Regions from separate parts of the Mus musculus genome. Here all the other regions are linked to region 2. Evidence: chromatin loops called from intact Hi-C (ENCODE). Cell type or tissue: gastrocnemius. All regions are shown on one strand. Links, peaks and the distances in the headings refer to the core of each region. The heading gives the core; the rest is flanking DNA. Region 1 holds the start of Dennd4b (DENN/MADD domain containing 4B). Region 2 holds the start of Rab13 (RAB13, member RAS oncogene family). Region 3 holds the start of Npr1 (natriuretic peptide receptor 1).

Region 1 (9,721 bases), core at 1,152-9,151, 44 kb before region 2:
ATATATATCTGTTGGACATACACAGGTCTATCTAATTAACAAGTGCAGGCTAGATTCCAGGCTCTGCTTACCGCTAGCCAGAAGTTTAAATGGACAAACTATATAACCAGGTACTGCGTCACTGTCCCTTAGGTGCTCAGTGAAGCTCCCCCAATTCCATTCTAGTGTCTCCCATTTATCCTCTCTAGTGCATCATAACCCCCCAGTGTCAGGAGAGCCGTGCTCACGCTTCCAAGGGCAGACGATGGGGGCCTGAGACGGAGTATCGGTAAAGGAAGGTGAGGAAGGCTCGGAAGGCTGGGAAGGCAGGCCAGCGGGACAGCACAGCTATGGCTCGTCGGCTGCGCACAGCTCGGCCTCCCAGCGCCCGGCCCCGTTCCACGGCACTCATCAGGCCCAGTGCCCGTGCCTGCCTCTCTGACAGCCTGGCCCTCGGGAACGCTTCATAGAACTGCAAAGCAGCACCATACACCTGGTGGGGATATAGGGATAATCAGAGGGGCCCCCTCTGCATTATGTGGACCCCTTATCACACTCCACACACCCACCTTATCACCAGCAGCGCCTGTGAGCACAAAGGTGGAGAAGACAGGTACTGGGTACTTGGTCTGGGCAGGCCAGCACTCAATAGTGGCCCCCATGGGCAGACAGAAGACAGGGACTGACTCGGGCAGCGGAAACGCCTCATTGTCTTCCTCTGGGTAGCGGCCCAGCAGCTCTATACCCCAGCAGGATTAAGAGTACATATTAGAGCGAAAGGTCCATTTGATTCCAGGTAAAGAAACTCGAGTATCCCAAAGAAGGGCTAAGTGGCAAAGAGATGTAAGTTCTAGGGTCACTGAAGTTGCCAGAGGGTCAAAGGGTAGGACATAAAAAGAAGCCACTCACCTGCCTCATACACCAGTGTGTTGGCCTTGGCCAGGCCTACCTTGTAGCACAGGTACACTGCTGGGCCCCACTGTCCCCAGAAATGACAAGAGATAAGCAGACACATCACTAACATCGGTTTCTGGATTCATCTTCTCTCTACTTCCCTTTAGTTATCTTTTGTCTTCAAAGATGTTCCTAATTCCAGTCCTCCCACCAAGTCACTTCTGATCTGGCCTGGTGTCAATGGCCTCGGCCCCCAAATACCCTTTGTGCCGCCCCATGTCCATACCCTTACACTAGTTCTTCAGGTTTCAGCTCTCAATACCTCAGCACCACTCACCATGCCAGGGTTGAGGTTGCGGGGTAGCCGGCAGTAAGTATGAGGAGTACCCTCACCCTTGCTGGGCAGAACCAGGCAGAGGTCAGTGATGCCCAGGGCATGCAGCCCTGCCCCTTCTGCTGCCCGCCGATACATGAGGTAGGTGCGGGGGTGCCCGGGGCCTGGAGGGGCCAGATTGGCTGAGTGGCTATACGGTGTCGTGTCAAGCACTTGGAACCCAAGCTTGGGTCGTTCCTTCCCTTCATATAACACCCTGGCACAGAGGGTAGAGACATCAAGGGGTTAGGATAGAAAGAGTCTTGGATCCTGCTGGATCTTCCTACCTGGTCTCCTAAACCTGCCATGCTCTCTTAGCCTTGTCAAACCCTGGTAGTATAGCCCACCACTTCCTACTTAGGTCTGTGCTCTAGGATCCCTTCAGTCAGTAACCATCCCTTCAACCCATACCTTCCATAGCTCTCAAGAGTAAGCACTCAGAACCAACAGGCTCTGCAAAGTTCAAAGTTCCTCACACGGGTTACTTCATTTAATATTCTGAGCCAGCCAGAGAGGAGCCACTATCCTCATTTTGCAGATGAGGAAACGTTGACCGCAGCAAAGGCAGTGAGCCCATTCTCTTGACCTCTAGCCTATTCCGCTGTGGTCCCCACATTCCTCCTCTTGACCCATATCCCTACCTCTTCTAGCTCATTCAAAGGTCCCTCCCAGCTTCCTCTAGTGCCAGCGTGGATAGGGGTACGTACCCCAGCTCAACGAGGGGGGGCTTGTCACGCCCCCTGCGGTAGCAGATGACTGGTTGAGTTCCACCCAGGAGCCCAGCACTGAGCTCCAAGGGGTGGCCACCCGCAGAAGTCTGAATGCATGTATAGCCCTGGGGCACCTCCTCGCCCAGTGCCCTAGCGATGACTGCCACATCTGTAATAGGTTCAGCTGGCCGGGGAGGGCGCAGGGGCCCGGTAGGCTCGGGAACCCACTTCTCCTCAGGTATAGGCGCTCCATTTCCTGCAAGCCCAGCCACCACAAAGTAATCCACCAACCGGGGAGGCCGCTCCTCTGCCATGGCCTCTGCTTCACTCACTGCATCTGGAATGGTCAATCGAGGAAGAGATGGAGCAAGAGAGGATAATGTTCCCATGGCAACGATAGTGGACACCCCCCCTTCTTCTTCCTAGTTCTTCTAAGGAAAGGATAAATGATCAGCCAATCTTGAATTCTTCCACCTGTGACATCACCAAACTCTCATATTCCACCACAGCTCCTTAGAGACCACTAGGTCCTTCCTTCTTAGTGACATCAGCCCTTTTTTCCCAAAGAACCCAAACTCCACTCTACAACACACAACTGACATATTCCTCACCTATTCCTTTAAAGGCCTGCCTCTCCTTGCCCGCTACAATTACGTCTCAGAGAACACAGTATTTTCTGTAATGGCCTGCAATGACATCATTCACTCTGGCTACCACATTACACCAACTTTTGCTTTGTCAAAGGTCTCTGCTCTTGTAGCAACACCACAAGAACCTTCCGATGCAGCTAATGTTCTTAAAGCACCCATCCTTTCATTTCTAGAAGACTTTACAGATGCCTAGGAAGGCTTACAAAACCCAAGATTTAGCTTCTGCTCATCAGATTTCAAGTATCCTTTTTTTTCCCTAGCTTAACTTTACCTAGTTGGCCAAGCAACCAGGACTTTCCCATCTCCAGGATCCTTAGGTGTCTGTAGTTAGGCACAAAGGGACTGTAGGAGTCAGCTCCAGTCATGCCATGCCCGCGCCACCCAGCCCAAGACAGAATCGGGGCCACAACAGCCTATTGGTAACTTATCTCACCTGCCTCCATGGCCTGACCCTGGGGAGTGGAAGCCCCAAGAGTCCTGAGGTGCCCCAGGGTGCTGAAGGTGGGAAGAAGCCTGGCGGGTAGCTTGCAAGGGGCTAGAGGCTGAGAGAGTGCTTCAGAGGGGAAGGGAGGCTACTTCCTGAAATGGCTGCGAAGGGGAAGCTGTCGCTAGCTCAGCATAAGTCAGCCTATGGGTGTGTGGTATCGCTGGGGGGGCGGGGGGGATAGTACTGTTTAAGGTGCCAGCACAGCATCAGACCAACGCAGACCTCCCACTAAGGGTCCTGTGCAAGGCAGGGAAGCTTTTAGTGTCTCCAGGATGCACAGTCTATTTAACCTCCCGCTCTTCCTCAGAGAACTAGAGCCAAACCGACTGTCTTCTCAACCTGGCCTCTGGACACACATGCCCCAACTCAAGCTAAATTTAGCTTGAGCTTCTCTACATCTGAGAGGTGAAGCCAGGAGTCAGCGTCAGCCTCCTGATTTAACTCCAGGACACAGCTCACTCTCTCATCCACTGCAGGCCAATAGTAGTTCTGTGCTCCAGACAGTAGGCAAAAGCCGTTAGATGAGACCCTCTATAGGCAAGTGGGTGGTCCCGGATCAACAGGACTTGTGTGTCCAGGCCTTCCCTTATCCAGCCAGGGAAGAGTCCTATAGAATGCAGCCCCTTCTCCCTTGGGGGAAAACAACGGCACTGGAGCCACTTTGGGTCCCAACGCCCACATGCCGAATGACGGGAAGTCGGGGCTAGGGCAGAGGGCGCGGCGCGGGGGAGGTGGCTGAGCAAGAGGCCGGAGGGCCGAGAGAAGCGCGCGCGGGGACTGCCGAGGACGTGACGGCAGCAGCGCCAGCAGCCGCGTGACCCAGGCGGGAAGGAGGGGTGCTCTGGCTTGAGCGCCCGCGGGAGCTCCAGGTTGTAGGATGTCGAGCACAGCTAGCTAGCTCTGGGTTGCGCCCTCCCCTCCACTTTCACTTCTCTGGGAGGGAGGAAGCGGAACCAGATGCGCAGCGTAGAACAGCTGGGGACAGTCCCTGGAGCCGCCCGCCCTCCGCCCGCCCTAACCCGCCCGCCGCCCCGCCCGGTCCGGCCCCTACCTGCCTGCCCTGGGACTCCCCAGCCGGCCCGCTGGCGGGTGGCTCTGAGGGCGGGCTGGCGGGCCGGCGGGCGGCTGGGCTGCTATCCAGCCCCGGACATGGCGCACTCGACTTAGGAGCCGCTCGCGCCCGGGCTGAAGGAAGAAGCAGCAGCCGAGGGCGCCGGGCACGGTGGAAGAAGATCTGGGCGGTCCCAGCGTCCCCGCGCGCTGCGCCACGCGGGGACTGCTGCCACACCACACCGCTAGTTCCAGCCGCGCGGTCCTCCCGGCTCCCACGTTGCTGGGGACCCCAAGCTCTTCAACGCGCCCTGCTTTCTCCACTCATACCCGCCCCCCACCCCCCCAGGAGCCGCGGGCGCCTCCGCTATTCTGCCCCCCCCCACACACCCGGGCCTGCGGCCGTGACCCTGGCTAGCGCCGGCCCAACACCCTGCCGCCTGCAGTGCGACCCCTGGTGGCTGGGAGGGCCCCCTGCAACCAAGCGGATTCCCACCACCCGGAGGAAAAAGCAAGACACTGACCCCAGATGGCCCCGAAGTCAGAGTCGGTGCTCCTGTCCTGCCCTACCGTCAGATGTGGCCACTGTGCCACAGCGAAGGCCCTGAAGACCTAGACCTGGGAAACCCAGGTGACTCCCCACTTCCACGTTTAGAACCCACTGGCCAGAGCCAGAAACTCTCAGTTCTTCTTTCGAGAAATGACAAGAACATTGAAAAAGAGGAAGAAAGGCATGAAGCCGAATAGTGGAGGTGTAGCACTCCTTTCACTATGCTGGGTGAAGTCTAACAAAGCCTTCGTGGAACATGGTTGTCTCCCAAGGATCTATTGCGTTAAACCCAAATGGAGCAGTGAAATGGATGAATCGACATACAGTCCTCAGAACATGAGATTGCTTAGGTCCCCCAAACATAAACCAAGTAAGCCAGCTAGGCCTGCTTACTTCTCTCTAGAAGCATCAACACTGGCAATAGCCTCCTCCAGGAGAGGGGAGGATTTTCTAACAGAAACAACTGTGACTTGGGACAACAGCCTCTCCTTACCCAGGGCTTCAGAAGAGTAACTTGTCAGGCTAGTCACGGTGCCCCATCCCCTGATGCTGCAGCAGGCAGGGCCTTAAACAAACAAGGGCACATAAGGTGACTTCCTGCTGCCTCGGTGAAGTCTGTATAGGCTTTAGGATACATCCAGTTTGGGACCTAAATCTGAGAATGGTGCTTCCGCACAAGCACAAAAGTTCTGAGAGGATTAACGCACACCCGTAGCCCTAGCACTAAGGAAGCCAAGGTGCCAACGGGCACGTGTGACTTCTAGGTAGTCTGCCCTATGTAAGAGAAATCCTGTCAAAAAACAAACAAACAAAAATGCAACACAAAAGAACCTATGGCACCAAACCTCCTTAGGTCCCCAGCCATGTACCAAATAGCCAAGCACACAAAAGGTTTAATAGGATTTTTTATTAACATATAATATATTTAATAAAAAATAATATCCATTCTGGCTCTCTCTTCCATTGCAAGGGGAAGAGAAATAGGGAGGGGCTGGTAGTGCCCATCCCTTCTGGACAAGCCCTCTCTCCAAGATTTCCCTCTACACCTTGCTTCCCAACAGGCTCTGACCTCCAGACAGACGGTTTTCAAAGTTACAAGTGCTTTTAGGCCCTCCCTTGAATTCCCCCAAGCCCACCAGACATACAGCATTCAGGGGCCACCTGGCCAAGCCCCTTCCCTTTCCTCAGTTTTAGGATCCTTCATTCATATTAGAAAAAGGATCTGGGGGCAGAGAGTAGTCTCTACTGGCCAGGGGGAAGGGATGAAGACTGATGGGACAGGGCCATGAAGAAGGATGGCAGTGAGGTCCCCTCACTGTAGCCGATCACTACGGAATGAGTCCTCCACAGCAGGGTCAGGCAGCAGGGCACAGGGGTCACTCAGCATAGTTAGTCCTTCCAGGCCCAGTGGCTCCATGCGCAGCTCATCTTCTAGCCCCAGGCCCAGCTCCAACCCAGATGCTGACACCTCAAAGCCAGGCACTCCAGCCAGGGCTGCTGCAATCTCCTTAGAGAAACCTGGGGAAGAGTCTCCTGTGTGTACAAGAGGTGGGTAAGGATCTCAGGCCACACCTCCAGACCCCTCAAGCTCCTATCACAGCAGTGAGGCTGTCAACTCTTCCTGCCAGTCTCCACCAGCACCCACACTCCCTTACCTGTGAGTATGATATTAGGTCCTGAGCCATGGCGGGAACAGTGGGTCAAGTTCTGGTGGTTGAGGACGTGAGGGTCCTGGGGGCCACTCATTGATCCCTCACTCCCTAAAAATCCAGGACCTTCAGAAAAGGCAGGGGGATCCAGCACCAGGCTGGTTGATGGGCTCTCCATGTTGAATTGCTCCAGCTAGGGACACACAGACAGACCTTAAGGAAGTGGGCTTCAGAACAGGGTGTCCTGCCTAGCTCTGCTGATATGTCCCCTTTGCCTAGCAAGCCCCATCCACCCAGGAAGAGAGGCAAAGACAGAAGGAGGTGATAGCAAGCAGAGCCAACAGAAGCGAGCACGGGGCCCGAAGAAAGTGTGGGCACCGTACCTGCTGGGCCAGAGCATGTGCATGCCAGGAAGAGAACGGGTCAAGGCAGGAGTCATCAAAGAGCAAGCTGAGCAGAAACAGAGGGGCAGGAGTAGGGGTCAAACACAGGAAGACAGGAGCCCCAAGCTGGCATTGCTATGTTACCTAGGGGAAAAAGAGGTCCACCCATATCTCCCAATTCAGCATACCAGTGACCACTCAAGTAACTGACCCACCCTCAGCCCACCCCCATCCCCCATTTCAGAACTATGAGTTTGCATACTCACATTCCCCAAGCTGAAGTCATTTATTGGGCGGTGGTAAGGCTGTTGCCCATGTCCACTGGACCCAGGTGGGTACAGTGCCCCATAATGTGGCTGCCTGCCTGGAGGCTGTCCACCTGAGGGCTGCACTAAGCAGGCCTGAGAGGGCAACTGCTGTAGAGACTTTGGGGTGGGTGGATGGGTGGGTATAACTAGACTTGGGGGGCTATATGGGTATGGGGGCAATCGCTGGTCAGTAGGCAATTTACTGGTATCCAAGGGAACGCCCTGAAAAGGGAGAAAATTTATTCTTTAGTGTGATCCCCCAAAAGAACTCTTAAGAGTTCCCCACCTTGTAAGCTGTACCTGTCCTCAATACAAACATAACAATGCTCCAAGCCATGTGTACTGGTGCGGCCCCTGTAACCTCAGCACTCTGGAGGCAAGAGCACTGCCTCTGCTTGTCTCCCCACTCTCCCCCAAGCCAACACCACCCTAGGCTTCCACGCACATCTCTGGGGTTGGTGGAAATTACACAAAATGCCTATTAAAATGTAGGTGCTCAGTGAGGCTAAGCCCAGCAAGGTTAATCTTAAACCCGTTCCGTAAGTGACTGTTCCTAATCCCCGGTACCTGGTATCAGTAACTGGTTCCTTGTGACAGCTCACTAGAGACTGACTGTTAATGCCACAGGGAGGATGACCACTACTGTTCTGAAGCCCTGGAGGGGCTTCACGGACCAGAGGGGAGGAGAGGAAGAAGTAGAGGAGATGTGGAAGGAGAAGTGCCCTCCCTGGCATGGCTTCCCTACAGGAGAGGGTACAGATGGAACACAGAACATACATCCAGGAAACAGCCATGGAGTAGGGCAGAGGACGGCAGAGAGGAGGAAAAGAATAAGGGGAAGGAAGAACAGGAGAAAGATTTGAAAACTTTAGCACGGAGGCAAGTCTGAAAAGAAAAAGGAAAAGAAAGCTAGGCAAGGTAGCTCATGCCTGTAGTCCAAGCTCTTAGGAGGCAGATGCAGCAAGGATCAGATGCTCCAGGTCAGCCTCAACTATATCCTGAGTTCAAGGCCAGATGAACTACATGAGACACCATCTCCACCATTTGCGCAAATGTTGGGAAATTACTTTCAGTTCAGGCACCAAGTTTTTCACTTATACAGAGTGAAAGGACTGAGCTCTGTGGTCTGAGACTCTCGGGCTCTATGAGTTCCACTGACGTAGGGGAAATAGGAGAGGGATGAGCCAGAACAGAAGTGATGGGGGATGAGCGGAACTGGCAAAGGAAGGATAAGAACAAAGACAGGCCAATGGATAAGCTACACTGGCACCTGTGCTATGCCCGATGCCGAATACTCAGTGTATGTTACTGCATCCGATGTTCACAAAACCATGAAACTGCTGAGGCTCAGAGAAGTTCAATAACGTGAACAAAGCCAAGTATCAAGAGGCAGAACTATGATGTGAAACCAAAAGGTGTAATGGCAGAGCTTGTACTCTTAAGCGAAGAAGGGAAAGAGAGATACAAGATGGGTTGGGACAGGGCAGAGGAACGGAAGGGGATGGATGAGACAGGGGCAGGCACGGGAAGGAGAAGGGAGACATATGGAGGGAAGGTGGCCACGCATACCTGAGTGATGGAAGACAAGGTGGGTGACATTGTTGGCGAAAACTGTTTGGGCAGCTGCTGTTGGGACCTTCTGGCGTCGGCTGGGCCCGCGGGCAAGCTCAGGGGGCTGAGGGGCACACGACGGTGGCGGGGAGAGGCCCCAGGAGTAGAAGCTGGGTAAGGGGGAGCACTCAGGACAGGAGATGAAGTGGACGAAGAGGAAGAGGAGGAGGAAAGGGCTGGGGCACTAAGTGACGGGTGGCCCAGGGAGGTGGTGGGCAGTGCATGGTGGGCCAAGGAGGAGGCAGGCAGTGATGGGTGACTATGGGAGCCCTGGAGCTGGGGTTGAGGACTACTTAGGGAAGCCTGGAGGTTGGGATTGCTTAGGGAGGACTGCAGGGATGGGTGGCTAAGAGGTGAGTGAAGTCCTGCAGACACAGACAAAAAACCAGAGATGCCAACATTACCGATGGGAACTCAAACCCCTTTCCGACCAGAATGGGTAGCAGTGACCAGACTATGGCGACAAAGGTCCTCCCTACTCTGTCCCTGACCATGAGATCGGCACTACTCATTTGGGGGTTATTGTCCGTCTTTTTTTCTAGGAAAAGCCACACCTACTCATTCTTGCTTGGTGAGAATTACAATGAGGAGATATGAGGTGCAGGGTCTGTGGGCAGTCACAGGATCCCAGGCACCATTCTAGCCTCTCAATACCTTGTGGTAACATAACCAGGATAAGGTAGCCACTCACCTGGTACATCATAGCTGGGGCCCAAGCCCAGACCTCCACTGATGCCCAAATGGGTCATAGTATGGGTCAAATTGGTGGTACTGTTGCCCCCACTCAGGCTGGGATAGACTGTCTCCTCAGGGTCCAGGGGTGTGGGCAGTGGAGGAGGGAAGTGTAGGTTGGTGAGGTCAGGTAGGGAGCCTCCTGTGTTCATGGCAGGTGGGAGGACAGGCACATTAGCAGGCTGGTCAGGAGATGGAAAGATGCTAGGGAAGACAGAAGAAGAAAGACAGGTAAAGAGAAAGTGGTCAGAGAAGAGCAGAAATCAGTCTTTCTATCGGCTTCCTTTCTCCCCTCCATCTCACTCCAGCTTTACAGGGCTGCTTACTTGATTCCAGGGACTTCAC
Region 2 (9,721 bases), core at 1,191-9,190:
AGATCAGCCTGCCTCTGCCTCCCTAGTGCTAGCCTTAAAGGTGTTCTCCAGGGCTGGAGAGGAACCAGGTCTTGAGTTCAAATCCCAGCAACCACATGGTGGCTCACAACCATCCTTAATGAGATCTAATGCCTTCTTCTGGTGTGTCTGAAGACAGCTACAGTGTACTTAGATATAATAAAAAAGGTGTTCTCCACAGGCACGTTTGAGTTTAGACAGACTGGAGGATGAACATGAACTCCTGCTCCTTCTGCCAGCAGCTCGGTGCTGGGACCATAGGTGTGCAGTGCACAGTCCTCGCCAGTTGCTTCAGTTCTTGCAGACACGCGCAGTGGTACTCAGCCCGAGTAGAACCAACTCACCGATCTCCGGCCTCCTGTCTTGAGCAAGATGTCACGGGCCAGGGAACTGAAAGCCTAAAGGGGAAACTGGTCAGCCCAGGTTGAAGGAGGAGATGAACCTATTAGCATCTTATCTCTCGGAGGATGGCTCTCACCTCATCCACATTCACACTGGATTTGGCACTCGTCTCAAAAAATCGGATTCTGTGCTCTCGAGCCAACTGTAGGGGATGAGGTAGGAAGGAGAGTGCTGGATAAAGGCAGAAGCGAAGCACTCAGCGATGCCTCCTCCTCACTCGGGCCTCCCAGCCCTGCAGCCAACAGCCCCGCCTCACTCACCTTCTCCGCCTGCTCTCTCTGCACCTGCCGCTTGGCCTCCATGTCACACTTGTTTCCCAGCAGGAGGCGCTCCACTCCCGCAGAGGCATTCTGAAGGCAGCAAAACAAGCAGAAGGTAGGGCTTTCTTTAGAAAGCTGAGGCAGGAGGATTGCTGTGAGCTCAAGACCTGTTTGGGTTACACATTAAGTTTCACACCAGCTGGGGCTACTACAGAGTGAGAGACCCTGTTTCAAGAAGAAAACAAAAACAAACCAGGCAGTGGTGGCACATGCCTTTAATCCCAGCACTTGGGAGGCAGAGGCAGGCTGATTTCTGAGTTCGAGGTCAGCCTGGTCTGCAGAGTGAGTTCCAGGATAGTCAGGGCTACACAGAGAAACCCTGTCTCAAACAAACAAACAAACAAACAAACAAACAAAAAAACCCAAACGAACAAGCAAACAAAAAAACCAAAGGAGAGTTTGGGGCAGGAGAAGGCTCAACAGTTAGGAGCACTGGGTGTTCTTCCAGAGAACCTGGGTTCAACTGGTGGCTCAAAACCATCTGTCACTCCAGTCCCAGGAGTCCACTACCCTCTTCTGACTTCTGAGGGCATCACCAGGCTCTTGGCACAGATGTACACGCAGGCAAAACACCCACACACATAAAATTAAACCTGAAGTCTGCCCATTCTAACACGGGCTACTTTGTTCCCCTATTTCTTTTGGAGGCATCTTACCTCTTTGATGCTTTTCATCCAGTTCTGAATATTCTCGAAGGATTTCTCATCTGTGATGTCATATACGAGGATAATGCCCTAAGGGATAGTAAAGTTCACCTTGGACCATATCTGTTGACCTCTAAGTGACCATCTAAGTCTGGTCCGTGGGTCTAAGCACAAGCTACATGGGGCTCTCTGTTATGTGCTCTGTGCCCTCCTTCTTCATCCCTGCATGCTCACAACCCTCTGTGCTCATGAAGCTATGACTTTAGCCCATGTCTGGACCCACACCTCATACCATGGCTCCACGGTAATAGGCGGTAGTTATTGTCTTGAATCGTTCTTGGCCAGCCGTGTCCCTGAAGCAAAAGTTTTCACAGAGTGAGATAGAAGCAAGAAGTCTCCAAGGGGGGAGTCTTTTCCTAAGGACTCAACTTTTGCAACACTGGAGGTGGAGGCTAAAAGGAAAAGACTCAGGAAACCGTGAAGGGGAACAGGAGAAGGACAGTTGGGTTGCTATTCAGAGGTTCCAGGCCTGGGAAACAGGATGTCTCCTGTTTACTCAGAGATGCCAAGTGCCGTCTTAAGTATCACTTTATGTGTGTGTCATCCTAGCTGGCCCTCACTGTATCATTGTGAGGCATGGCTCACTGTCCCCAGTTTTTATAAATGCAGCAAATGTGCGGAGGGAGGCTGGGTAACTAATGAAGGTCATGCAGAAGGGAAGTGGCAGCACCAGGGTTGAGACCCTATCTGCTGCTGCTTATCTGTCACACAAGAATGCTTCAGAAAAACCTCATAGTGCCTCAGTGCCCGTGGTGTCTCCAGCCTCCTTGAGACAGTCAGGCTACACCTCTGTATGTGACCTGTGCTGGAGAGAACTTTTACATTTATTATTGTGTGTGTTTCAAATAGGGTCTCTCTACATAGCCCTGGCTGTTCTAGAACACACCCTGTAGACCAGGCTGACCTCAAACTCCCAGAGATCACTTGCCTCTGTTTCTAGAGTGCTGGGTCTCAAAGCATGTCAGCGTTTACACCCAGGTTGCTCTCTAAAATTTATTGAGAGCAATAGACTGGAAGTCAAATTTGTAATTCTGCAACTTGTCTTTTAATCACTTAGAACCTGTTTCTACATCGTAGCTCGAAAGACATTTGTTTTCAAGTCCAGAGAATGCTCTGGGTGAGGAAAAGACACAAACAAACTGAAAGTGGGCCACCAGGAAGAGAGATGCAAGGCCAGCTGATAGCTGACTAAGCAAAATGGATAAATTAGGAGATGTACTGGACTGGGGGGGGGGGGGTGTAAAGGAAAGAAAGCAAAACAGAAAGACTAACATGGTGCCACATGCCTGTAACACCAGGACACAGGACACCGAAAGAAAGGGCTTTCTTTCTCAGCTGAGTTCCAGGCCCTCCTGGGCTGCATGAGACTTTGTCTAAAAAACAAAACAAAACAAAACACCCCCAAACCACAAACTAAACTGAAGAGAGAAAAGGTAAGGAAGAAGAAATGAAGGGGGAGGGGTGTGTGGGGGAGGGTTGGGGTCAAAGGGCAATCTGGCTGGGGACTGGGCAGCTCACTCACCACACTTGCAGTTTGATCCTCTTCCCCTCTATGTCCACGGTTCGGATCTTGAAATCAATTCCTGGGGTGAAGGGTGTGAAGACAGGTAAGCATGTGTGGAAAGTATGGTGGGGGAGAGTGGGGGCTGCACCAGTAACTGCTGGTACTCAGGTACTCGAGGTAGTGACCTTGCTGGATGTGTAGCCAGGAGGGAGAGCTTTTCCACAGCTTTATTCCTATGGTAAGCATACTGTGTCTCCTCAGATTTCATGACGTTTTGGAGAAAAGCTATGAAACTCTTCAGCTGGGTTAAAAGCATGCCATCTGACAACTTTCCCTTCCATCTCTACCTCACCTTCCCATCCCTCTTCCCCCTCCTCCCCCAAAATACACTACTGGTCCTCCACCGCCCTGCTAGCCCTTAAGGGTAGAGAGGAATGAGAGGGCAGCTGATTGAGCCTATGTGAATTAACTAGTGAGCTAAGCTTGGAAGTGGGGGGGGGGGGGGGGGAAGAAGCTCTCTAAGAATCCTCTGGAGAATTAGGAGAGGGAGGGAGGAAGAGAGGGAGGGAGGAAGAGAGGGAGGGAGGGAGAGAGAGAGAAAGTTTCCTTTTTGTCACTAGAGGAGATAAGATTCTCAGTCAAGAGATGAAGAAAGATAAAGAGGGGAGGGGAGGGGGAAAGGAGATTCTTCTTACTGGAAGTCTCCCAGCCACTTAGGAGGCTCCAGAGAGAAGGATGGTGCAGAAGCTTACTCAGAGACCCCAAAGTCCCCTGGCATCCACCATCCTCACTCCCACAGCACACCCAGCCACACTCTGCAGTACCTTGCTGAGGGTAGGGAGGCTAAAAAGATGATTTGAAGGTGGGGCAGATCCTGCGGGAAGTTTGAAGCCAGTAGGTCAGTAAGAGGCCAACACAATTGGGAAGCAGGGAAAAGAGAAATTGTGAAGAGTGGATCTAGAGCGTCTAGGTGCAGTGATGGGGTAAAGAAGGAAGCAGATGGAAATGACGATAACCTGTGTGGATTTGGAGAGACTAGGGAGACAGTACCAAGAGACGGAGTGGGTGGCAGCAACTGGGACTATCTGGAAACCTCAAAAAGGTTTGAGGTTTTGAGTGTTATTCAGGGACATTATGGAGGATGGGTCTGGGGCAGGGGTCGACAGACTGGAAATTAGTGTTTTTCTCTAAGGGGATCAAAAAAGTAGGTTCCTTAGTCTTTCAGGAGCCGGTGTATGAGGGTGGGCGGGGGTGGGGTGGGTCTGGGGTCTGGGATACAGCCTGTGGGCTCACCGATGGTAGAGATGTAAGTGCTGTTGAAGTTGTCCTCTGCAAAGCGAATGATCAGACAAGTCTTGCCCACCCCCGAGTCCCCGATGAGCAGCAACTTGAAGAGGTGGTCGTAGGCTTTGGCCATGGCGGACACTGGGGGCGCCGGGGGAGGGGTCGGGAAGAGCCAACACTGGTAGGCGGGATCCGAGGGTTGGCAGGCAGAAACCGCCGGAGTCCCAGCCAGGAAGTTTTCCTCCCTCTCCGCCCAGGCCCCGGGAAAAGAAGAGAGGCGGCCCTGCTCTCGGCTCCACCCCTCTTCGCCAGTGGAGAGGCCTGTCCAGCTCCAGCAGTCCGGGCGCTGCCTCCCCAGCCTCGGAGGGCCAGTTTCCCTAGCCCTTCCCATTGCCTTTGGCTAGCTGTCTTTCCTCTCTTTTGACCGAATTGGAAAGAATTTCAAAGAGATTAGGGGAAGAGGGAAAGAATTTTACCAATGGTGAAGATAGGGGTGGTAACTGGAAATTGGTAAAAAGCTGAGGCGCTATTCAAAGGCTTTTGAGTTTATGATAAATGTCCTAGGATTTTCTGTCAACAATGCATTACTTAAGACTACGAATCCCAATTCCCTTTGAAAAGAAGCGGGTTAGGAGGTTAGTATGGTGGATCAATCTGCCCCCTGGTGGAGCACAGTGAAGAACTAAAACGATAAAAATCAGCCTCATCAATTACACTCAAAACACACAGAGCCGAGTCACAATCTGGAGCGAGCCTTGAATTCAGTAGCACAACCTGCACCCCAAGGCCTGGTAATCCTATTGCCTCTACCCCTCAAGTATGAAGATTAGTACTGTGGAGCCACCATGCCCAGCTTTTCATCTTTATTTACTTACTTTCTTTATAGCGAGTGTTTTGCCTACATGTGTTTATTCACTATATGACTAGCATGCCTGCAGAGGCTACAAGACAGCAACGATCCCCTGAAACTGGAGTGTCTAGAGGTGCTGTCATGTGCCTGCTGGGAACTGAACCCAGATCCACTACAAGAGCAGCCAGCTCTTATCATCTTTCCAGTCCCGTTAGAAAAAGAAAGAGCCGGGCGTGGTGGCGCATGCCTTTAATCCCAGCACTTGGGAGGCAGAGGCAGAGGCAGGCCGATTTCTGAGTTTGAGGCCAGCCTGGTTTACAAAGTGAGTTCCAGGACAGCCAGGGCTATACAGAGAAACCCTGTCTCGAAAAAAACAAAAAAAAAAAAAAAAAAAAAAAAAAAGGAAAAAGGAAAAGGCTTTTCTAACAGATGAGTCCTGGCTGTGGGAAAGTGTCTTTATTTGTTTGTTTGTTTGTTTTTAAAGATTTATTTATTTATTATATGTAAGTACACTGTAGCTGTCTTCAGACACTCCAGAAGAGGGAGTCAGATCTCCTTATGGATGGTTGTGAACCACCATGTGGTTGCTGGGATTTGAACTCAGGACCTTTGGAAGAACAGTTGGGTGCTCTTACCCGCTGAGGCATCTCACCAGCCCTTTATTTGTTACATTATGTTTGCCATAATCTATGTTTCCATTTGTCCTCTCACAAATACAATGTATCAGTTACTCCCCCCCCCCCCAACACACACACACAAAATACTTGACAAAACAACTTATGAGAGAGGCTTACAGAAGGCAGTTCTGTCATGACAGGAGGAGCATGGGGCATCTGGTCGCTTTCCATCCAAACTCAAGGAGAGAGACGAATGCTGGTGCTCACCTCACTCTCCTTTTTTATTCGGGAGAGTGAATGGTGGTCCTCATTGTCAGGTAGGCTTTTCCCACCTCAAATAATCCAATCTAGAACTTTCCTCCAGACATGGCCAGCCATTGGATACCTAGGTGATGCTAGATCCTGTCAAGTTGACAATCCATATTAACTACCACACACAAATAACTATTCAGTTTATTTTATTAATTAATTAATTCATTACATTTATTTGTATGTGTACACACACATAATGTTGTGTTTTATAAAAAGAAAGAGACCAGAGATATGTTTTGTGGAGACGCAGTAAGGTGTGGGTGGAGGGGAGTACCTCTGCCAGCCCATGCTGAGGCATCCCTTCCCCCTGAGGTACCAGCCACACCATGCGATGGTATAGTATAGAACAGAGTTTATTCAGGGTATTGGGAGGGAGCTTAAGGGGAGAGAGAGAGAGAGAGAGAGAGAGAGAGAGAGAGAGAGAGAGAGAGAGAGAGAGAGAGAGAGAAAGTAGAAGAGTAGAGGCAAGCCATGAGCACATGGAGAGGGGGGAGTGGAATGGGGAGAGAGGAAGAAGAGGGTAAGGGAACAAGAGCAAGAAGAGAGAGCAAGAGAGTGAGGAGGGGGCAAGCAGCCCCTTTTATATTGAGTCAGGCACACCTGGCTATTGCCAGGTAACTGTGGGGTGGAGCGTAGAGGAACTGCCAACAACCCATGCCATGGTGAAAGTGTGGCAGTCAGAGGACATGCTGAAGGATGCTTAACTAAACTTCTCCAGAGCCATCTCACCATTAATTTGAGGCAAGGTCTGTCTGTATTGCCCAGATCAGTCTCAAATTTGAGGCTCATGTAATCATGTGGACTCAGCCCTTCAGTAGCTAGAACTACCAGCATCCACGGGTACCACTGTGCCTGCTTCAATACACCAATCTGACTATTCTATTTTTTCAATGGTGTTGGGAATTGGTCAAACCCAGAGCTTTGTGCACACTAGGCAAAGTACTATTCTATTGAGCTTCAATTCCCTTCTATTTATTCCCTCAGGGCTCATTGCATTTCAAGCTATAGCACAGACTTGAATCTTTTCTGGTTTTCCTCAGTGACTAATCCTGACCTCTAACTCACACTGATGTCCAGGTAGGGTGGATTTGCAGTCCCAGCACACGGGAGACAGAAGCAAAATGAAAGTCAGACAGAAGCATGACTAAGGTCAGCCTACTCTTGGTTGGGAGTTGCAAGCCAACCAGGAGACCTTGTGATTGCTAATCTTGGTTGCCAACTTGACATACCTGGGAGGAGGAAACTTGAGGAATTATCACCATTGGATTGGCCTGTAGACTTATCTATGGGGGAATTTTCTTTATTATTATTTTTAAAACATTTAGACAGGATCTCTCTCTCTCTCTCTCTCTCTCTCTCTCTCTCTCTGTGTGTGTGTGTGTGTGTGTGTGTGTATGTGTGTGTATTTTGCCCGTGCATGCTTGTACGTGTAGCATATACATGCCAGGTGTCCTTGGGAGGCCAGAAGGTGGTGTTGGATCTTCTGAAACTGGAGTTACAGATTACAGACAGTTGTGAACCTTCATGGTTGCTAGCCACTATGTAGGTGCTAAGAATCAAACCCCTACCCTAGTAGGGAAGAGCAGCCAGTGATGCTAACCTCAGAGACATCTCTCTCCAGCCCCAGGCATTTCTCTATTGCTAATTGAGGTCAGAGAGCCTAGCCCTATATATGGGAGCTACCATACCTGGACAGGTGGGGCTGCTGTATAAGGAGCTGAATGTGAGCCTGGGAGTAAGGCAGTGGTATTCCTTGGCTTCTGTTTCAATTTCTGCCTTTAGTTCCCTCAATAATGGACTGTAACCTATAAGCCAGATAATTCCATTTCCTCACCAAGTTGCTTTTGGCTAGGATGTTTATCACAGCAACAGAAGAAACTAGAATGGATCCTGTCAAAATCTATGTTGGGGTGAGGTGGAGAGTGTTATATAGCACACACCTTTAAACCCAGTGTATAAACTGACACGACAGCTCCATGGAATGGTTAAGGGGAAAGTCTTTACTGTAGATATGAGAGAAAGCAGCCAGAAGCATTGGGAAGAGTCCAAAGCAAAAAGAGAAAGAAGTAGAGCAAACATGGCCAAGGCTATCTGTGAGAGAGGGGAGACTAGCAGGAGACAGAGAGAAGTGAGCATAGCCTGGCCTAAGAAGGATGAGTAGTTGGGGAAGGGAAGCCCAGAGCTGGAGGGAGTTTAGGGTGGAGGAGGAGGTGGGAAAGGCTAGGGTGCGTGTGGACTTGTGCAATGCATACTTGTGATGGTGAGAGCCTGGAGGCCAGCTTGAACTGATATCCTGAGAGGTCCAATAGGCAGCCCATGTCCCTTTTGCCAGAGGTAAGGGAAATGACTCTTTTTGGTAGGGAACCAGTTTTACAACTTCCTGAGGAATGCTGGCTTTTAACTAGCCACCAGAAATCCCTCAACATACATTCCGGGTTGAGCCTATTTCTGGGTATCTGGCCTGCCTTCTGGAATCTGGGGAACTGGGAGTTTTCCTTATGACCTGATACTCAGCACTCCAGAGGCAGAAGGATCTCTAGGAGTTCCAGGATAGCTTGGCCTACATAACAAGTTCCAGGCCAGCCAGGTATACATAGTGGGAGCTTGTCTCAAATAAGTAATAAGAATAAGCAACCAAAAGCCGGGCGTGGTGGCGCACGCCTTTAATCCCAGCACTTGGGAGGCAGAGGCAGGTGGATTTCTGAGTTCGAGGCCAGCCTGGTCTACAGAGTGAGTTCCAGGACAGCCAGAGCTACACAGAGAAACCCTGTCTCGAAGAAAAAAAAAAAAAAAAAAAAAAGAATAAGCAACCAGCCCTTTGACTGATATTAGTAGTTGATGGGTCTCTGGAGAGTAGATGTTATTGTCTTTAGTGGTCAGCCACCAGTGAGTTACCTGAGTCTAATGGACAGCTTTACCACCATGCCCCTGGTGGCAGCTGTGGTTAAACTCAGGGCATCAAAAAAACAAAACCAAAAGACAGGATGGGAAAGGAAGGAGTTCTGAGGAGCATTGTGGAGAGACAGTGGTGTGGTGTGACCAGAGTGTATTATATACATATATGAAAATGACTTTTAAAAAGAAAAGCTGGGGGCTAGAGAAATGGCTCAATGGTGAAGAGCACTGGCTGCTCTTCCAGAGGTCCTGAGTTCAATTCCCAGCAATCACATGGTAGCTCACAGCCATCTGTAATGAGATGATGCCCTCTTCTGGCGTGTAGTTGTACATACAGATGGAGCATTCATATACATAAAATAAATAAATCTTTAAAAAAAAAAGAGGAAAAAAAAAAAAGCTGGGCACAGTGGTGTGCACCTTGGATTCCAGCTCTCAGGAGACCAAGGCAGGTGGATTTCTGTGAGTTTGAGGCTAGCCTAGTCTACACAGTGAGGTCCAGGATAGCCAAGGCTCTGTAGAGAGAGACCCTAACTTCAAGCAAAAAAGCAAAATTAACCAACCAAAAACAAAAGGTGGGGGTGCATGCAGGGAGAAGTTGGTAGCATGGCTCAGTGAGTGTAAAAAGGCATTTGCCACCAAGCCTAATGCCCTGAATTGAATACTCAGGACATAAGGAAAACAAACGACTAAGAGCTCAGGATGAAGCTCAGTGTACCTACTGTAGAGGTTTTCGTGACCACCTGTGGGGCGTCAAATGACCTTTTACAGGGGTCATGGAAGACCATTGGAAAACACGGATTCTTACAATTTAC
Region 3 (9,721 bases), core at 1,220-9,219, 250 kb before region 2:
AAGATAGAATCTCAAAATAATTTTGATTTCCATTCCCCTGATAGCTAAGGATATTGGACAAGAAGTCTTTTTTTTTTTTTTTTTTTTTTTTTTTTTTTTTTTGGGTTTTTCGAGACAGGGTTTCTCTGTGTAGCCCTGGCTGTCCTGGCACTCACTTTGTAGACCAGGCCGGCCTCGAACTCAGAAATCCGCCTGCCTCTGCCTCCTGAGTGCTGGGATTAAAGGTGTGCGCCACCACGCCCGGCTGTCTTTTCTTTTTCTCAGTGCATTATTTACCTGATTCTTGCTTATAGGGGGGTGGTAACCAGGACCCAGTGCTTCCTTCTGTTGACTCCTAACCTGTAGCACCTTGCAGGAGTACATCTGTATCCATAGAGACCAGTATGATGAGCAAATGCTAAGTGACAAGACCATTAGGAGGAGATGACTTCTTCAATATCTCATTTAGTGAGACAGGTGCTGACAAGTGTGTGCTGACAACAGTTATTAAAGATGAGACCCACAGGTTGGAGAGCTGGCTCAGTGATTAGGAGTACTGTCTACTCTTCCAGAGGTTCCAAGTTCATTCCCAGCACCCACATGGTGGCTCACAACTATCTATAATGGGATTTGATGGCCTTTTCTGTCATGCAGGCATACATGCAAATAGAGCACTCATATGAATAAATAAATAAATCTTTTTATTTTTTTTAATTAGATATTTTCTTTATTTACATTTCAAATGTTATCCTCTTTCCTAGTTTCCTCTGCGAAAATCCCCTATTCCCTCCCCCCACCCCCTGCTTCCCAACCCACCCACTCCCACTTCCTGGCCCTGGCATTACCCTGTACTTTGGCATAGAACTTTGGCAAGACCAAGGGCCTCTCCTCCCATTGATGGATGACTAGGCCATCCTCTGTTACATAAGCAGCTAGAGACCACCATGTGCTTTCTTTGATTGGTGGTTTAGTCCCAGGGATCTCTCAGGGTACTGGTTAGTTCTTATTGTTGGTCCTCCTATAGGGCTGCAAAACCTTTCAGCTCCTTGAGTACTTTCTCTAGCTCCTTCATTGGAAACCCTGTGCTCCATCCAATGGATGACTGTGAGCATCCACTTCTGTATTTGTCAGGCACTGGCAGAGCCTCTCAGGAGACCACTATATCAGGCTCCTGTCAGCAAAATCTTGTTGGCATCCACAATAGTGTCTGAGTTTGGTGATTGTATATGGGATGGGTCCCCATGTGGGGCAGTCTCTGGATGGTCTTTCCTTCAGTCTCTGCTCCGAACTTTGTCTCTGTAACTCCTTCCATGGGTATTTTGTTCCCCCTTCTAAGAAGGATAGAAGTATCCACACTTTGGTCTTCCTTCTTCTTGAGTTTCATGTGTTTTTTAAATTGTATCTTGGGTATTCTGAGTTTCTGGACTAATATCCACTTATCAGTAAGTGCATATCATGTGTGTTCTAATAAAAAAAAAATTTTTTTTAAAGATGGAGTTTGTACTGACACACCTCCAGCTTTCCCATCATGAGCAGTTCATTATAGGCAAGGGAAATGCTGCCAGTAACTATGCCAAGAAGGACTACCCATGGACGATGAGATCAATGACTCTGACTTAGATGGGATTTACGGGCTGACTAGCAGGGGCTCAAGTCCTGTTTTTCCATACCTTTGGTAGGAAAATGGTTCTAGGTTCTCCTTGATGCTAAACGTCTCCATGCTGATTACAGCTGGAGTTCCTCACTTAGCCAGCCCCGAGTTTTCACGGCTGTCTTTGAACCCTACAACTCCACCGTCACTATCTTGCGGCCCTCTGACTGTATTTTCATGGTAGACAATGAGACCGTCTATGACATCTGTCATAGAAACCCTAATATTGAACACCCAACCTACATTAACCTCAATTGTCACCGTAGGCAGTTTCTATCTTCTATCACTGTCCTCCTTCCATTTGATAGACTTCCATTTCCACCTTCCTACATATGCCCGTCTACTCTGCTGAGAAAGCCTATCAGGACCCAGGTTCTTCTGCAAAGATCACAAGTACTTACATTGAGCTAGCCAATCATATGATTAAAAAGTCACCTCACCATAGTAAACACGGAGGTTTGATGCTTGACATGGTCTGGTGATGTGGTTCCTAAAGATGTCAATGTTCGGTCTGCCACCATTGAGACCATGTACAGCATGTAGTTTGTAGTCTCATACTCCAATGGCCTCAAGGCTGGCACACACCTCTCCCAGAGGAAGAAACCCGGACCAGCCACAGTGAGCTGTGTGCATGCTGAACAGCACTGGTGTCATTGCTGAGGCCTGGGATCACCCAGACCACAAGTTTGACCTGATGTGTGCAAAGCGTACCTTTGTTCACTGGCATGTGGATGAGGGGATACAGGAAGGAGGGACTTCTGAGGTCCATGAGGGCACTGCTACCCTGAAGACATGTTGGAAGGGCGGTGTGAATGCTGTTGAAGGGGAAGGGAGGAAGGAAGAAGGGAATACTGATCATCTGTTCTTTCCACTGCAGCCCCAGGCCTTATCCCTAGAACTTTACCTCCAACCAACAGCCACTAAAAGCTTCCTGAGTAGATTATCTTCGCTTACCTTTAAAAGATAATTCGGGCTGAAGAGATGGCTCAGCGGGAAGAGCACTGACTGCTCTTCCAAAGGTCCTGACTTCAAATCCCAGCTCACAACCATCCATAATGAGATCTGACGCCCTCTTCCCATGTGTCTGAAGACAGCTACAATGTACTTACATATAACAATAACTCTTTAAAAAATAATTCAACCAACATTTTAGCTATTTGCAGCTCCAGATTTAGTCCACCATACTGACAAGAATTCAATGACCTAACGATGTTTCTAATCCAGTCATTGCTCCCAAACTCCAGCGTTACCAGAAGCATATGGGAACCTCTACTTGGTATCTATAGGCACTGCATATTCAATAAATTACCATCCACCCAAACCTCTTGTTTTAGTTTATCGACTAAAGAGGTCAATGTCTCTTCTCTCCTCAGAGTCCCACTGACCCTGTTTACAAAACAGCTTCCATCCCCCATGCGCCGCTACATGGGGACTCTACTCTGCTTCCTACCACATAACAAGCACCTGTCACACAAAAGCTTTACTGACCTCATTTCCTCTGGCCTACTTCCCACTCAGTCATTCCCACTTCCCAGCTCAGGGTTAACAATGCAGCCTCCTATAGCAGTCAGATACTGCACTTGTGGTAATGTGGGTAGAAACCGTGATGATTCAGCAGGGAGGCCATGGGCACTTGCTCCCATTGATGGTGCTGTAAGGGACATGGGGCCTATGTGGCTAGCTTTTCAATATCTCAGGAAAAGCAGGGGGGATAGAGAAATGGCTCAGTGGAGAAGAGAGCTTGCTGCAGTTACAGAGGACTTGTCCAAGTTAGGTTCCAACATCTGTGTGGGGTGGTTCACGACTGTTTGAAATTCAAGCTCTAAGAGATCAAAAGCCCTCTTCAGGCCTCTAAAGGTACTTGCGCGCGCGCGCACACACACACACACACACACACACACACACACACAAATTTTCTTTTTTTTAAATCAGGGGCTTAGAGAAGGGCCCAGTAGTCAGGAGGACTCACCTCTGCAGGCTTCAGTTCTGTTCCCAGCACCTGGGAGCATGGCTGACAACGGCCTGGGACTCCAGCTCCAGGGGACCCTATGCCTCTGGCTTTCCATTTAGATGGATATACTCACAGAGTCTTAATATGTAAGAAAAACTACTTAAGGCCAAACAGTGGTGGCGCTCGCCTTTGATCCCAGCACTCAGGAGGCAGAGGCAGGCAGATTTCTGAGTTCGAGGCCAGCCTGGTCTACAGAGTGAGTTCCAGGACAGCCAGGGCTACACAGAGAAACCCTGTCTCGAAAAACCAAAAATAAATAAATAAATAAAATAAATAAATAAATAAATAAATAAAAATTAGTATGGACAAAGATAATTAAATAAAACAAAGAGACTGCAAGTCTGCCTCCATAAAAAATCCTAACTCTTCATGTATAGAAAATAGACTTCAACAGTTTGCTTTCTCCACATAATACCTTTTTCTTTCCTTTCTTAACTAGATTTATTTTAAATCATACATATGTGTTTGTATGCCAGATGTATGTGTGTGTGTGTGTGTGTGTGTGAGAGAGAGAGAGAGAGAGAGAGAGAGAGATCCCCAGAGGTTCCCCTGGAGCTGGAATGCTGGAATAATGGTTATGAGCCACTTGATGTAGGTGCTGGGAACGGAACTCTGGTTCTCTGGAAGGGCAATAAACGTTCTTAACTATTGAACTATATCTCCAGCCCCAAGTACCCTTTTTTATCCTTTGACCCTCGGTGAGTTTTTCTCTCTTTGGAAGTTTTCCTGGCTCCAATCCAGGTAGAATTAATAGCTCTCATCTCGGTCTCTGGGCATATCCCTGTCTCTTTTTCCAGTGCTTAAAGTATATTGTGTTATGGTTATTTGTCCTCAAAACATATATAATAATATTATATATTTCATCGTTATGCCGTCAGCATTTAACTGGCACTTGACACAGCTGGTCCTCTTGAAATGTTTGCTGACCTTAAGATCCTGTTCGGGCTCAAGGCTGGCGAAGTTGATGGCGCAATACGGTTAATGAATGCGGATAACCATTAGAGGGCAGACTAATCCCATGGCGTTCCGTCCCAAAGACTCGCTCCTTCATTTATTCTTCCCGTGGTCATTTCCAACCAGAACTTCACAGTCCTATTTTAATGATCTTCCACACAAAACACTCACACGAGGTTACATCTCTTCTCTAGCCACCCACTCTCTCTCCCCAGTTTCCATCATTATTTGGGGAACTAAAGAGTTAACTCCACCCTCCCACCTGGTCATCTTGCTCTGTTAATCTGCGGGATCTGGGAGGCGGCGAAGAAGAAAGGGGAGGTACTCATTGATGGACTGGGTAACCCGGACTCTGGCTCGCCTCTACTTGATTGCCTTTTCCAGAAACCCTCCCAAACTCCTATAGCCACACACACCTTTCCCGGCCAAGATCCAAACAAACCTCTACTTTCCTCTTCCCTAGGAGCCAGGTAGAAAAGGGGGGTATAGGAGGGGGCGAGGGGGGGCAGCTTCCTCACACCCTTCCTCAGTCCTGGTTCCCCCGCGGCCTAGGCGCCCCGCCCGCGGGTGCTGCCAAGGGAGGGAAACCTTGCGCAGGGACAGCGCGGCGGGAAGAGGGTCAGCAATAACTGGCGCACGCGAGGGTGGGAACCAGCCATAGTCAGGGCTGGGAGGAAGGAGTTAAAGGACCGGGATTGGCTCCCCCGGCTCTCTTGTCGCCGAATCTGGGAGGGGAGGATTCGCTGCCTGGCTCGGGACCTTGTGGTCCCGTCCCCCCCACCCCCCCCCCACCCCGCCCCCGCCCGCCTCCGGAACGGCCGGAGACTTGGGCCAGCCGGACGCCCCTTCTGGCATACTCCTGGGGCAAGCGCGAGCGCACACTCCCCTTTCCTCGCTGGCGCACCCGCTCCCCTCGCTCTTCTTAGATCGCCCTCTCGTTCTCTCGCTCTCCACGGACTCCCTTCGGGTGCTGCGCTCGCTCTCACCTGCTCTAAAGCACCCTCCGCTCTCGGACGCTCCCAATTCCGCGCTCCTGCTCGACGGCGGGACAGTCGCAGCCTCGGCAGGCAGCTTGCTCTCGCCGCTGCGGCTTCAACCCAGCCCCCTCCCTCGCTACGGCTCGGGCGCTCTTGACTCCCGACCCTCGCCTCTGAGCCCGAGGACGGCGATCAGACCATGGTGACAGCGCTGCTCCGTCGCTGCGCTCGCTGAGGCCATGCCGGGTTCCCGACGCGTCCGTCCGCGCCTAAGGGCGCTGCTGCTGCTACCGCCGCTGCTGCTGCTCCGAAGCGGCCACGCGAGCGACCTGACCGTGGCCGTGGTGCTGCCGCTGACCAACACCTCGTACCCGTGGTCTTGGGCGCGTGTAGGGCCGGCGGTGGAACTGGCTCTCGGGAGGGTGAAGGCTCGGCCGGACTTGCTGCCGGGTTGGACGGTCCGTATGGTGCTGGGCAGCAGCGAGAACGCGGCGGGCGTCTGCTCCGACACCGCTGCACCGCTGGCCGCGGTGGATCTCAAGTGGGAGCACAGCCCCGCGGTGTTCCTGGGCCCCGGCTGCGTATACTCTGCTGCCCCGGTGGGACGCTTCACCGCGCACTGGCGGGTGCCGCTGCTGACGGCTGGCGCCCCGGCTCTGGGCATCGGGGTGAAGGATGAGTACGCGTTAACCACCCGCACAGGACCCAGCCATGTCAAGCTGGGCGACTTCGTGACGGCGCTGCATCGACGGCTGGGCTGGGAGCACCAGGCGCTTGTGCTCTATGCAGATCGGCTGGGCGACGACCGGCCGTGCTTCTTCATAGTGGAGGGGCTGTACATGCGGGTGCGTGAGCGACTCAACATCACAGTAAATCACCAGGAGTTCGTCGAGGGCGACCCGGACCACTACACCAAGCTACTGCGGACCGTGCAGCGCAAGGGCAGAGGTGAGGCTGGCACCCACCAGACGGCTGGCTCGCGCGGCCTGATCTCCGGCCAGTCCACAGCCTGGCATTCCGCCTCTGGGGGCCAGGCTTCCTCCTCTTAGAGTCTTGCCCAACTCCTACCTCAGAGTTTCTAGTTCTTTCTCTCTGCGCCGGGTTTGCATTCCTTCCCTCTCCCCCTCCCCTCCTGTCTCCCGTGACCTTCCTGCTGCGGACTTTCTTGACTTAAGCGCTGAAGGGCCTAGTTCTACTGCGCCCTCAGCTTCCTGGCTCTTCTCCGTGCTGTTTTCCCTCTAACTTACCACGTTCTTCCTCCAGTTACTTCTATTGCTCCCACATGAGCTCTCGAGCTCTCATGTCCCTTCTCTGGCTGGTTATTCTCTGATTCTTCCTGCAGTCTTGGTCCTCGTCTCCCCCCACACACACACACACACACACTCACACAGATGTACAGACACACATACACACACACACACACACACACACACACACACACACACCTTGCCCCACCTTCTCTTTCTTCCTCCCATTCCTCTCTCTTCCTATCCCTCATACCTCCTTCTCCCACCTTTCACATTCTCTTGACAAGGCCCAAGACTGAGCCAGGAGTTGCTATCCTTTAGAGACTACAAATCAGAATTCCCTCCTTTGTAGTACTTTGTGTGTTGTGTGTTCATTCATGTGGTTCTCTCTCTCTCTCTCTCTCTCTCTCTCTCCCTCCCCTTTTTCTCTCTCCTCTCTCTTTCCCCTCCTCTGCCTTCCCCTCTTCTTCCTCCTTTTCCTTCAGTTATCTACATCTGCAGTTCTCCGGATGCCTTCAGGAATCTGATGCTTTTGGCCCTGGATGCTGGCCTGACTGGGGAGGACTATGTTTTCTTCCACCTGGATGTGTTTGGGCAAAGCCTTCAGGGTGCTCAGGGCCCTGTTCCCAGGAAGCCCTGGGAAAGAGACGATGGGCAGGATAGGAGAGCCCGCCAGGCCTTTCAGGTGAGTGCTGAGATTTGGAGCCCAGGTGTAGGACTCTGAGCTATTGAAACATCATTTCTGGGCACTTTGCCCCTATGTATCTGAAATAATTCCAGAAAACGGGTTTTTGATAGTCTTAGAGCTGAACCATGCACTTCATGAGATTTAGGGACTTCAGAGTCCGGAGGCTAAACAGATAATTTCATAGGCCTGAAGCAGGAGGATACTGAAGACCCATGGACCAGACAGCGCTTGAATCCTTTTGCTCAAGCACAGGGGCCGTCTCATGCAGGACACAGGGCTCCATTCGATCTTTGTCTCATTTATTATTTATTTTGTTTTTTGTTTGTTTTGTTGTTGTTTTGTTTTGTTTGAGTCAGAATCTCTCTGTGTTTTCCTGGTTGTTCTGGAACCTATCCAGACCAGGCTGGCCTCAAACTCAAAGATTCTCTTGCTTCTGCCATTCAACTTGATCCCAACCTAAACAGGCTGGTCTGGGAGATGGGACCCCAGATGACTCCAGGATACAGGAAGGACTGGAGTCAGCTCCTACCATTCCTCTTTTCAATGATTCCTTCCTTAGGCTGCCAAAATTATTACTTACAAAGAACCCGATAATCCTGAGTACTTGGAATTCCTGAAGCAGCTAAAACTCTTGGCTGACAAGAAATTCAACTTCACCATGGAGGATGGCCTGGTAGGGGGGTGGGAGGGCAGAGGGAGGGTCCTAGGCTCCTCCAGTGCGCCTCTCCAGACCCTAATTCATGGCTCTCTGTTACTCTAGCCTGCTCTCTCAGGCATCCCAGCATCCAGTCTCCCCTTTCTCCCTGCCTATTATCTGTATCTCTCCTGACGGTGGAGGGGGAGCAGTGGCAAAATTAACCCTTGAACCTAAAGTCCTCCTCAGGGAAATGCATGTGGCATATCCTGCCCTATCTGCCTAGCATGGCTCAGAGTCGGGAGAATTAGAGGTACAAAGTATCTGTGTGGACTATGGTTGTTTTCTCTATCTCCTTACAAGCTCTCACTACCGCCCCCCTCAACCCAGTTCCCTGCCCACAGCGCTGCACTTTGTCACTCTGAGCCCTTTATCTATCTGCCCTGCCTGAGCTCTGCTTGCTTCTACAGAAAAATATCATCCCAGCATCCTTCCATGACGGGCTCCTGCTCTATGTCCAGGCAGTGACAGAGACTCTGGCACAGGGGGGCACTGTCACTGATGGAGAGAACATCACTCAGCGGATGTGGAACCGAAGCTTCCAAGGTCAGGGCCTAGAATTAAGTGGAATGGGCTGCTTTGGGGCTGGAGGTGAGATCGGAGCCCCCTCCCCCCGGTTGTCCCAGCAGGAGAAGAAGCCTGTTACCCAGCTCTGTCTCCTAAGTTTCATAAAAATTCTGCATGCTGAGTCTGCATGCATGCACAGTTGTCCTTTTCACCACCGTGCAGACATCCACACTAGTGTCTACATCTCTGGAAATCGGGGCGGAGGGATGGAGGAGGGGGTGGGATGAAGTGAGGCATCTCTGAGCCTCCATTATTTCAAAACACAGCCTTCACCCCCCTATGGCCCTAGGTGTGACAGGATACCTGAAAATTGATAGAAATGGAGATCGGGACACTGATTTCTCCCTCTGGGATATGGACCCCGAGACAGGTGCCTTCAGGGTAAGTTCACACCTACACCAAGGAGACAATGCCTAGCAAGAATGGTGACTCATTCTCCTAACCCCACAGTCCACCCCACAGCCCCTCCCGGTATCTGCTTATTCTTTGGACAGCTATGAGATACTAAATAGGGCAGGCTGAACTCCTCAGTCTGGGAGCAAAATGATGAGATGCACAGACTTCCTCCCTCACAGAACCCCAGGTCTGAAGAAGGAATATAGAGTCAGTCTCTTGAGTTCCTAAGACAGGTGGGACCCTATCCTAGCAGAATGCATGTGTACAGCTGTGTAAATGTAGCAAGGACAGGAAGGGACAGGGGTCAAAGCCACCAAGATTCAAATCTACCAGTGAAGGCCTTCCGGAGGGGACATATAGGGATTAGGCCTGGAATTATTTCTGTCTTGCAACCAATTCCAACTTCTTGAATAAAGGGATTTCCAATGGGGTTCCCTATGGGTGTTTTGCTGCAAAGCCTTTGAGTGTTCAAGGGTTTTGCCCCATAATGCCATGGGCATGGGTTTGAAGACTCATGGATAGTCACAGCAGGAACCTAGTGAGTACTTGGTAGCCCA

Evidence for each region. Hi-C counts contacts between places; a loop is a spot of excess contacts. Peaks named below come from ENCODE experiments on the same cell type or tissue, not always from the same donor. Only the 100,000 strongest peaks of a DNase experiment are listed, where the experiment ranks them.
Region 1: a loop joins it to region 2, with 2.1 times the contacts of the local background. A loop is called at or near these places in 10 of 42 quality-filtered maps.
Region 3: a loop joins it to region 2, with 4 times the contacts of the local background. A loop is called at or near these places in 5 of 42 quality-filtered maps.

The regions. Positions count from the first base shown.
Region 1 is chr3:90,259,985-90,269,705 of GRCm38, reverse strand. Crtc2 (CREB regulated transcription coactivator 2) reads right to left here. Exons shown (of 14, transcript NM_028881.3): 9 at 9,703-9,721; 10 at 9,336-9,580; 11 at 8,603-9,009; 12 at 6,992-7,255; 13 at 6,349-6,535; 14 at 5,581-6,226. The coding sequence ends at 6,006. Dennd4b (DENN/MADD domain containing 4B) reads right to left here and starts at 4,471. Exons shown (of 28, transcript NM_001356483.1): 1 at 4,145-4,471; 2 at 1,954-2,293; 3 at 1,211-1,463; 4 at 889-958; 5 at 549-718; 6 at 228-472. The coding sequence starts at 2,270. In gastrocnemius, for the core only: a CTCF peak has its summit at 4,602 (motif pointing left); DNase peaks (open chromatin) are centred at 3,126, 3,890 and 4,589; H3K4me3 peaks cover 3,319 bases; H3K27ac peaks cover 4,631 bases.
Region 2 is chr3:90,215,543-90,225,263 of GRCm38, reverse strand. Rab13 (RAB13, member RAS oncogene family) reads right to left here and starts at 4,480. Exons shown (of 8, transcript NM_026677.4): 1 at 4,242-4,480; 2 at 2,967-3,027; 3 at 1,677-1,737; 4 at 1,397-1,474; 5 at 681-770; 6 at 497-562; 7 at 363-416. The coding sequence starts at 4,365. In gastrocnemius, for the core only: a CTCF peak has its summit at 4,893 (motif pointing left); DNase peaks (open chromatin) are centred at 4,459 and 4,899; H3K4me3 peaks cover 1,749 bases; H3K27ac peaks cover 3,242 bases.
Region 3 is chr3:90,461,594-90,471,314 of GRCm38, reverse strand. It overlaps Npr1 (natriuretic peptide receptor 1), which reads left to right and starts at 5,449. Exons shown (of 22, transcript NM_008727.5): 1 at 5,449-6,520; 2 at 7,305-7,504; 3 at 8,067-8,180; 4 at 8,612-8,747; 5 at 9,058-9,149. The coding sequence starts at 5,812. In gastrocnemius, for the core only: a CTCF peak has its summit at 4,649 (motif pointing right); DNase peaks (open chromatin) are centred at 5,438, 5,739, 6,143, 6,487 and 3 more places; H3K4me3 peaks cover 4,938 bases; H3K27ac peaks cover 3,888 bases.